Linked DNA regions of Homo sapiens: region 2 is linked to region 1. A link is a loop called in an ENCODE intact Hi-C map of the cell type or tissue named here. Cell type or tissue: GM12878. All regions are shown on one strand. Region 1 overlaps LOC100506023 (a long non-coding RNA gene). Region 2 has its middle 15 kb from the start of TNFSF4.

What was found. A loop is a pair of places that touch in the nucleus more often than their neighbours do. Peaks named below come from ENCODE experiments on the same cell type or tissue, not always from the same donor. Only the 100,000 strongest peaks of a DNase experiment are listed, where the experiment ranks them.
Region 2: a loop joins it to region 1, with 4 times the contacts of the local background. A loop is called at or near these places in 1 of 110 quality-filtered maps.

The regions. Positions count from the first base shown.
Region 1 is chr1:173,328,243-173,333,242 of GRCh38, reverse strand. The region is part of intron 2 of LOC100506023 (a long non-coding RNA gene); the gene reads left to right. It also overlaps a transcript of TNFSF4 not described here. Among named protein-coding and RNA genes, the nearest start is that of TNFSF4, 120 kb to the right of the region's middle. In GM12878, no CTCF peak of the experiment used is centred here; a DNase peak (open chromatin) is centred at 1,882; H3K4me3 peaks cover 442 bases; H3K27ac peaks cover 3,533 bases.
Region 2 is chr1:173,219,395-173,224,394 of GRCh38, reverse strand. It overlaps a transcript of TNFSF4 not described here. Among named protein-coding and RNA genes, the nearest start is that of TNFSF4, 15 kb to the right of the region's middle. In GM12878, no CTCF peak of the experiment used is centred here; a DNase peak (open chromatin) is centred at 2,036.

The DNA of each region.
Region 1 (5,000 bases):
TTCATCCAGAAACACCCTCACAGACACACCCAGAATAAGGCTTGCCAAAATGCCTGTGTACCCTGTGTCAAGTCATATTGAAACATACAGTTAACTACACCTATCCTAGCCACCCTTCCTTTGTTGCCCCTTGTGTCCTGAAGGCCTTTCCATTTCTTCTGATCCATGTCTTTATCCTGGCCACTGCGTGATATCGCATGTAATTTTGAATGAACAGAATTGTCTGGGATTCTTTACTGGTTGTTTGTGTTGTGTCATTTACTAAATTCTAAACTTGTATATGGTGATGGCAGAGATTTTATTTACTAAACAGGAGATGTATATTTTCTATATCCTCCTCAATGGAAAGCAGGTGGATGTGCAACAAATGTTTATTTATGTATTTATTTATTTTTTTGAGATGGAGTCTTGCTCTGTCACCCAGGCTGGAGTGCAGTGGCCTGATCTTGGCTTACTGCCTCCCGGGTTCAAGTGATTCTCCTGCCTCAGCCTCCTGAGTAGCTGGGACTGCAGGTGCGTGCCACCACGCATGGTTAATTTTTTGTATTTTTAGTAGAGATGGGATTTCACCATATTGGTCAGGCAAGTCTTGAACTCCTGACCTCGTGATCCACCCGCCTTGGCCTCCCAAAGTGCTGGGATTACAGGCATGAGCCACCGCACCTGGCCCAACAGATGTTTATTTTATTTAATTAATTAATTTATTTATTTTGAGACAGAGTCTTGCTCTATCACCCAGGCTGGAGTGCAATGGCACAGTCTCAGCTCACTGCATCCTCCGCCTCCTGGGTTCAAGCAATTCTCCTGCCTCAGCCTCCTGAGTAGCTACATGTTCAATCCATTTGGAGAGTATGTTTTCAACCAGCTGGTTTCCCTGGAAGGCAGCTAGGGAAAGTGAGTGTTAGTAAGTTTGAGTCAGACAAGGGTTTGTTAGTCTTCCCCTCAGCCCTTGTGCAGCAACTCACTCCTCGGGCTGTGGGCCATGACAGAAAGGGAAGGACTACTTTGCTTCCTCACTCTTGCTGAGTGAGAGCAGCTGGATCAGAGGACAGTGAACGTCTGCTCAGGATTACAGTCATTCAGGCATACCTAGGAGATGTCCCTAGGCCCCAGACATTGCTTGAGAAGCTGGGAGTAGCTTACATTTGTCTGAGGCAGGGTTTCTTAACCTTATCACTATTGGCATTTGGGCTGGGTAATTTTTTTGTTGTAAGAAGCTGTCCTGTACATTGTAGGATGTTTGGCAGCACCCCTGGCCTGGACCACTTACTAGATGCCAAGTAGCACCTGCACTCTGAGATATGACAACCAAAAATGTCTCCAGATATTGGCCAATATGTCCTGGGAACAAAAGCATTTGAGAACCACTGATCTTGAGCTTTGTTATTTGCAAAGAAGTTTCACCTATGTTATCATGTCTGAGAGGCATTATAGCTCTGTAAATCAGGCAGAAATCTGTTCTTTTCTCTATTTTACACAGCTGGACAAGTTGCAGGAAAAGAAATAGAACTCATGTCTTCTGACTGCAAACTTTTTCTCTTTATCTTAAGGCTCCTAGAGATAAGTAAGTAAAAGTGATAGTAACTTGCCCCCTGAAGGAGATGCCAATTTTGAGTTGAAGAACAAAAATCTTTGTTAAATTCCAAAAGTTTTGATGAAGGGACACCATTAATCACTTTGCTCTTTTCATGTGTTGGCTCTTAACTTTATTTTGATGAACTTTCATTTAGTCCTTTTGAAAGGAAAGTAGTTTAGATTTCCTTTCTGAAGTGTCTAGTTTTATTTTTGACTACTAAGGTTTCCAAATCTTTCATGTCCTAATTAAATGTGTTCACTTCCTCTTGAAGATGCGTCATTGTGATAACAGTGTGTATGTACCTTCCCAGTGGTGTTTTCCAAGAAAACCAAAATACAATACTGCTTTTAAAAACAGAAGTTTGCAGTAATTGTTACTGAGACTCGATCAGAAAACTGGAAGTACTGAAATACGAATTCGAAAGGCACAACATTCTGAGACTATACATCTTTTACTTTCTGGGTTTTGAAAAGAGGAAAGAAGGCTGGGTGCAGTGGCCGATGCCTGTAATCCTAGCACTTTGGGAGGCCAAGGCGGGTGGATCACCTGAGGTCAGGAGTTCGAGATCAGCCTGGCCAACATGGTGAAACCCCGTCTCCACTAAAAATACAAAAATTAGCCTGGCATGGTGGTGGGCGCCTGTAATCCCAGCTACTCAGGAGGCTGCAGCAGGAGAATTGCTTGAACCTGGGAGGTGGAGGTTGCAGTGAGCCGAGATCGCGCCATTGCACTCCAGCCTGGGCAACAAGAGCGAAACTCTGTCTCAAAAAAAAAAAAAAAAGATAAGAAAAGAAAAGAAGAAAGAAGCATATTATTTTAAATTGGCATCTGAAGGTAAAGAAGTAAAATTTGCTAAATAGGGGTAAGAATATACTGAAGTTTGACATTTTAACTAGATTAAAATACATTTTTTCTATCTATATTTCTTCTCCTTTGCAATGCACTTTCACTATGCTTAGATATCAGATTTAAAATTTATAATTTTGGAACCACATTGCTAGTCATAATTATAATTATTAATATCCAGTTAGGACCTACTTTGTGCTCTACTGTATTTCAGGAGCTTCAGTTTTTCAGGGAGGCAGAGTGCTGAAGCACAGGATATGACTAAGCAAGTTGGCAACATCTGCTTTTTCTGTTAGAAAATGCTTTGACCTTTTCCAGATGCTGGACATTTTGCAAATTATGTAGCCTCTTTGAACCTCAGTTTTATCACTTATAAAATTAGGTATTAATTATTTTGTGAAGACTAATGAAAAAATTATGTGCAACCATATTAATATTAACTTAGTATTAATATTAATAATTTATTAACAAAACATATATAACAATATATAATATACCATTAATATTGTCAATTAATATTTAGTATTAAAATTGTGATGTGATATAAAAAATAATAAAAATTAGTGAAAGCATTATTAATACCAATATTAATTAACATGAATGGTAATCATTATTTTTGAGTATGTTGAATTGCTTTTGAACAGTTATGAACATTTCTGGCCAACAAAGTGGGTTGCTATTTGAGGAGTTCCCTATTTTTCTCCAAATTGGACTTATTTATTTTTTGTGTTTTTAATTTGTGGTTTTATTTTTGAAAGTACCAGTGTTACTCCCCTATGGCCTGAACAAATCCTATGGACAGGAGCTGATCTGTTTACATTACACAAATATGACCGAAGAAAGGGTAGAGTTTATGCATCACTGATTATGCTTATTTTGGGAAAAATGTCTAGACCACAGGTGATGACACTGGCATTTTTAAGGAAGTGCATAACTAAATTGTTGAGTCTGGTATATCTCAGTAAAATGTTCCTGCATTTTTTTTTTCTTTTTTTGTGGTTGAGACTCAAATGTCTCATGGTTAAAAAAAACCATATTTCTTCTTGAAATTTCTTAGTAGCAACACAGAAGGCTGTTTACAGATAACAGAACCTATCCTACGGCCTAATATTTATTGGGTCTCAATAATTGCCTATTGAACTGAAGAAGGTGCTCATATTACATGAAGTTTGTTACAGTTGTTAAATTTGTTTTCCACTTGTATATGAGGTGAAAAAAATCCCCTAAAACCCTGCTCTAATAGACAACTATATCTAATTTTGCATTGCTTTTCTTTTTTTTGGTATTTTATATAGCCGCAGTACATTCTCTGTTTTCACTCTCCTTTTGTAGTTGGCCCTCCTTAACCATGGGCTTTGCATCTGTTGATTCAACCAACTGCAGATAAAAAGTATTTTAAAAAATTGCATCTGCACTGAACATGTACAGGCTATTTTTCCTTGTCATCATTCCCTAGACAATACAGCATAACAAGTATTTACATAAAATTTCCATTGTATTAGGTAGTATAGGTAATCTAGACATGATTTAAAGTATATGAGAGGATGTGCATACGTTATATGCAAATACAATGTCATTTTATATAAAGGACTTGAGCATGTGTGAATTCTGGTATCAGTGGGAGGTCCTGGAACAAATCCCCAAAGGATACCTAGGGACAGCTGTACTTTAATATTACAACATAAGCAGTTTTGTTGTTCTTTCAGGCATAATTTTAAAAAGATGCATAATAGTTTATTTAGTAGATACCCTATACTTTCTATAATTGTTTACCTGTTATTGGGAACTTGTGTTGCTTTCCAATATTTTAATGTTACAAAAATGCTGCAGTGAACATATTTACATAGAAGGCAATTTTCAATAGTATTTCATAATCCTTACTTAAAATGGCTTTCCACGTGTGGTGGAATTACTGGGCCAAAGGGCACAAGACATTTTTAAGGTACAAAACATTTTTTTTTTCTGAAGCACAAAAGTTTCTAATTTGATTTAAATTGAGGTTCAATTTATCTATTTTTTTTCTTTAGTTGTTTGGGCTTTTGGTGTCATAACACAGAGAAAAATGGACAAATCCAAAGTCATGGCAAAATAAATCTACGTTTTCGTCTAGCAGTTTTATTTATTTTTATTTTTTTAAAATTTTACTTTAAGTTCTGGGATGCATGTGCAGAATGTGCAGGTTTGTTACATAGGTATACATGTGCCATGGTGGTTTGCTGCACCTATCAACCCATCATCTAGGGTTTTTTTTTTGGGGGGGGGTAAACTTTTTTTTTTATTACGAAGATAAACTTTGTATTTTTTTATTTTATTATTATTATACTTTAAGTTTTAGGGTACATGTGCACAACGTGCAGGTTTGTTACATATGTATACATGTGCCATGTTAGTGTGCTGCACCCATTAACTCGTCATTTAGCATTACCTATATCTCCTAATGCTATCCCTCCCCCCTCCCCCGACCCCACAACAGTCCCCAGTGTGTGATGTTCCCCTTCCTGTGTCCATGTGTTCTTATTGTTCAATTCCCACCTATGAGTGAGAACATGCGGTGTTTGGTTTTTTGTCTTTGCAATAG
Region 2 (5,000 bases), 110 kb after region 1:
CTTCTAATTCCCACTCTGCAGGGATTAAATTAGATCATGAATATACAGTATTCCACACAGGGCTGGAGTACCAGTGAGTGCTTTTAGAAAATGTTTGTTTCCTTCCTCATCACTTACCCACACTCGTTTATTTCTTTATTCCTGAGCGTACATCTAGTCTTCTAGTTTTGTGTTTGTGCATGGAATAGGGCAATGGACACTTACTAGGATGTCTGGATAGTTCTGATGTAACCTGTTGGCACAGCTTTGTTATGATCTTCCCTTTCTGAAAATGTCCTATGTTTGGACAATAAATTACCCTAGTGCTGCTTAGGGCCTTTTACTCTCTAGTCTAGTGGGTCTGGTGTGATCCTAGGCTTCCTTTTCTGAGGAGGAAATCACCTGGGGGCTTTGGGCTAGAGCATGTCCTTGCAGCGTTACTGCTGAGTTGACAGGCATCCCCTAGGCAACCCCCCGGGTGTATGTCTTCTTCATCATCTGGGGGTCCCCAGGATTAACTGTCCCACGTTCTGCTTTCGGCCACCACCCATTCTTTCCCCTGGGGTTTCTCTCCTTTGCCTGGAGCTCTTGCTGGAACAAGATACGAGGCGTGATAGAGTTTCCCCCACCCCCTTCTTTCCTACTCGTTTGAATTGTACAAAACAATACACTCTTTTTCTGGTTGTGTAGGTTTCTAAGATATGTCTAGGAAAAGGAAGACAGGGCAACAAAGTAATACACAAGGAAAAGTTCCAACTCTTTATGACATTAAAAGTTATCCTAACCTTCGTAGGCATTTGAATAGAACTAGAGTTGGTCTTTCTTGGCCCTCTTCACTGATTCGTCTCTTCCAGTGAACTTCTGAAATCCACCTTTACCTGATTGTCTTTTCCCTCTATTTTTATTCTTGGGACTTTATGCAATGGTTTCCCTCACTATTTTCTTTAGCTTATTTTTTTTGGGGGGGCGGGTGGACTTAGGTACTCAATAAATATTCTTTTCTAGAGTGGTGGTAAGCAATAGAAATGAATTGAAATGGAACAAAGTTGTGACTGAGAATTTTAAGGAAATGTTCATTGCTACCAGAAAGAAACCCTGGTCCAGCCAGAATGAAACTCCAGATAATAATATAACAAGTGTAAATGCTTGTTAAAAGCTGTATGCCAGGTACTTTACATGCATTATCTCATCCTCTCACAGCAACCCTGTGAATTGAGGTACTAGTTACAGTCATTACACTCTTTCCCACATTTATTAATAAGAAAATTAAGGCTTAAAAAAGTTAGATAATTTGCCCAGTTACTTCCATAATTCTTCCATTATGGCTGAAAAGCTTGAGGCAAGCTGGGATTCAGATTCAGCCAGCCTGTCTCCAAAGCTCTTGCTCTTAACCATTACATTAGACTGTCTCCCCAGACTGCAGGAACCAGAGACTCCACCCAGAGGTGTAGCCCTGCTTGAACTGGAGAAAGCCTTGTCAAGGATGGGCCTTTGTCTGGGGTAAGAGTGGGCCCTATATTACTGAAAAGAGGCATTACAATTTGATGATTCATTTCTACATGTCTCACCATGGTCTTGCTTTTACCCCACTTCCTCTGATAGCTTTTTGTACCAGTTTTAACGATCATATTTTCATTTCACCTTTAATAGCTATTAAAAAGACACCATTATGGTGACTAATCAGAAGGATCACCCTCCTTCCAACCTTAGTGGGCACTCATTTTTCATTGTAGTTCATTCTTGCCAAAGTATGTACTGTGACAGAGGAGAGACCATATCACAAAGGTATTCATATGTTAGGATGTACTTTGCTTGATGGAAGAGGCTGCTGCACCTATGAGGGCCCAGGGAAGGAAATTTGTATGCATTTAACCTAAAACCTCTAAATCTTGCTAATTTTAAACCAGTCCTTCCTCTGAGGTCAGTCTTGGGGAAATGCTCTTGAATACTCCCAACCTTTGGCCTTCCAGTATCAAGATCTCAATTGCCTGATTGTATCGTGTGTGGTTATTTTTCTTTATTGATGCAACTAACTTTCCCTGATTAAGGTTGGGACTTTTTCCCTTTGTCATTTCAGACCGTTTTGGTGAAGTTTTCATATCTTGTCTTTTGCCTCAAATGTTTCCTTTACTTAGTCAGGCTTTATTTTAGGTTTCATTTAGTACTCCCTACCCACCCACCCATGGGAGAGTACCCATTATAGGAGACCAAGGTTTTCATTCTGATCTGTAGTCAAAATAATAAGAAGTAAGACAAGGACCACACACTGGTGATCTATTGGAGGGAGAAAATATACCTCCTTGATGAGTTCTTTTAGTTGGAGTAAATCCAGGATTATAATGCTACTGTAGCTTTGGAGATGACTGACTATAAGAATAGCTAATATTTATTGAACACTTATTGTATGCTATGCCATGCACATTGCCTGCTTTGCCTCACTTAACCCTTACATAAAGCCTTGACAAGAAAACTTCCAACTTTAAGAGGAGAAAAATCAAGGTTTAGAGAAATTAAGTGACTTGCTCAAGGGTCATACAACTAGTAAATAGTGGCCCTAGGATTAGGATTCAGCAACCTTAACCTCTATGCTACTGTGTAAAGAAAAATATCACATAAAATGAGTTAGCCAAGTGACCAAGGCCAAGTTGCATAACCTCTCTGTGCTTTAGTTTCCTTGTCTATAAAATGAGTAAAAGAAAATGACTCTTGGATAATTATTGTGGTGCTTATATGAGGAGCTGTGCAAAACTGAGCTCTTCATTTGCAAACTGCCTCTCCCTATCTGCTCCTCTTTGGTCTTCCCCTTAATCTCAGTCAATGGCACCACCACACAGTTACTCAGCCCAATGATGTACAAGTTATCGTTGATGCCTTAATTTCCATTACTTACCGTATCTAATCCAGTAAGTCTTATTGCTCTGCCTCCAAAGTATATCCCAGATCTGATAATTCGTCACCCTCTTTTGCCATGGCCTAGAAGTCAAGGCACTTTACATCTTATCTGGGCCACTTTACATCTTATCTGAGAGTCCTTTAACTCATCTCTCTGCTTTAACTCCTATTCCATTGTGGTCTGTTTTGCCACGCAAAAGCCAACTGGCTTTTAAAAACATGAATCTGAAATCACTCTCCTAATTGAAACCTTCCAATGGCTTTCCGTAAAATTCATGATCCAAAGGCTCCATTCAGTCTAGCCCCTGCCTACTTGTTAATGCTATGGCCTATTACTTAGTTGTCCTCACACCTGCTTTACTCTGCTGTAGCCACTTTCTTTTCTTCAGGCATGCCAAAGTTGTTTTTGTCTTAGGCTTTCAGACTTACCAATACCAGCCCTACTGCCTAGAATGTTCTTCCTTCCCCTAGCTCTTTCCCTGACTGACCCATGTGAAGGCTTTGCTCCACTATCATCTCCACAGAGAGGCCTTTGATGGCCCAATCAAAGTGATGCCCCTTCTTGTCCCTGTCTATTTCATTACTCTGTGGGTTTTGGGTTTGTTTATTTTATTTTTTTTGGTGAGTGTGAGTATGTGGGTCACAGCATTTAACCACTTTTTAATTGTCTTCGTCAGTTCAGGCAGCTATAACAGAATCCTATAGTTTGGGTGGCTTAAACAACATTTATATTTCATAGTTCTGGAGAACTAGGAAGTTCAATATCAAGGTGCCAGAAGATTCATTGTCTGGTGAGGGCCTTCGTCCAGATTTGTAGATAGCCACCTTCTTGCTGTATCCTCACATGGCAGAGGGATCATCTTTCTTGTGTCTTTTCTAGTAAGGGCACTAAGTTCATCATGGCACCCCCACCCTCATGACCTAATTACATACCAAAGCCTCCAAATACCATCACATTGGGGATTAAGGCTTCCACATATGAATTTTTGGAGAACATAAATATTCAGTCCATAACACTAAGATTATTCATTTTTCTGTGCATACAGTTATTGTCTATTTTCTCCAACAGGAATATAAACTCTAAGAGAGTAGGCACTGTATTTGCTCTTTAGGAGGAACTGAATAAATAGTTTTTAGTAATGAAAAAATGTGCAAATGAGCAAAGTAAGCAAAATTCAAAGCTTGTGTGCAGTACCTACCTATGTTTAAAACAGGTTAATTTCCTTTATCTTTTAACTGCTCCTTGAGTTTTTGCTAAGAGAAATATTCTGAGCCCTGAGATCCAATTCAGTTTTATCTGGGGGCTCAGAGTAGCAGAAGAAATTTTGCTTTTTTTTAAAAAAAACTTTATTTTCATCAAGAGAACGATATTTGAAGGTTGCTGAGTTTCTACTGCAAAGAAACCACTTTGAATAAAATCCCTTTGTTTTGGGAAGGTGAATAGATTTTTTTTTTAGTCTTTACAATTTTTTTTTATTTTAATAGGTTTTTGGGGAACAGGTTTTGTTTGGTTACATGGATAAGTTCTGTAGTGGCAATTTCTGAGACTTTGGTGCACCCATCACCCGAGCAGTGTACGCTGTACCCAATGTTTAGTCTTTTATCCCTCAGCCCCTCCCACCATTTCCCTTGAGTCCTCAAAGTCCATTGTATCATTCTTATGCCATTGCATCCTCAAAGCTTAGCTCCCACTTATGAGCAAGAACATACAATGTTTGGTTTTCCATTCCTGGGTTAGTTCACTTATAATAATGGCCTCTAATTTCATCCAGATTGCTGCAAATGCCATTATTTCATTCATTTTTATGGCTGAGTAGTATTGCATGGTGTGTGTGTGTGTGTGTGTGTGTGTGTATCACAATTTCTTTATCCACTTGTTGATTGATGGGCATTTGAGCTGGTTCCATATTTTTGCAGTTGTGAATTGTGCTGCTATAAACATGTGTGTCCAAGTGTCTTTTTCATATAATGACTTCTTTTCCTGTGGGGAGATACCCAGTAGTGAGATTGTTGGATCAAATGGTAGTTCTACTTTTAGTTCTTTACGGAATCTCTACTAGTTTACATTCCCACCAGCAGTGTAAAAGTGTCCCCTTTTCACTACATTCAAGCCAACAAAACAGATGATC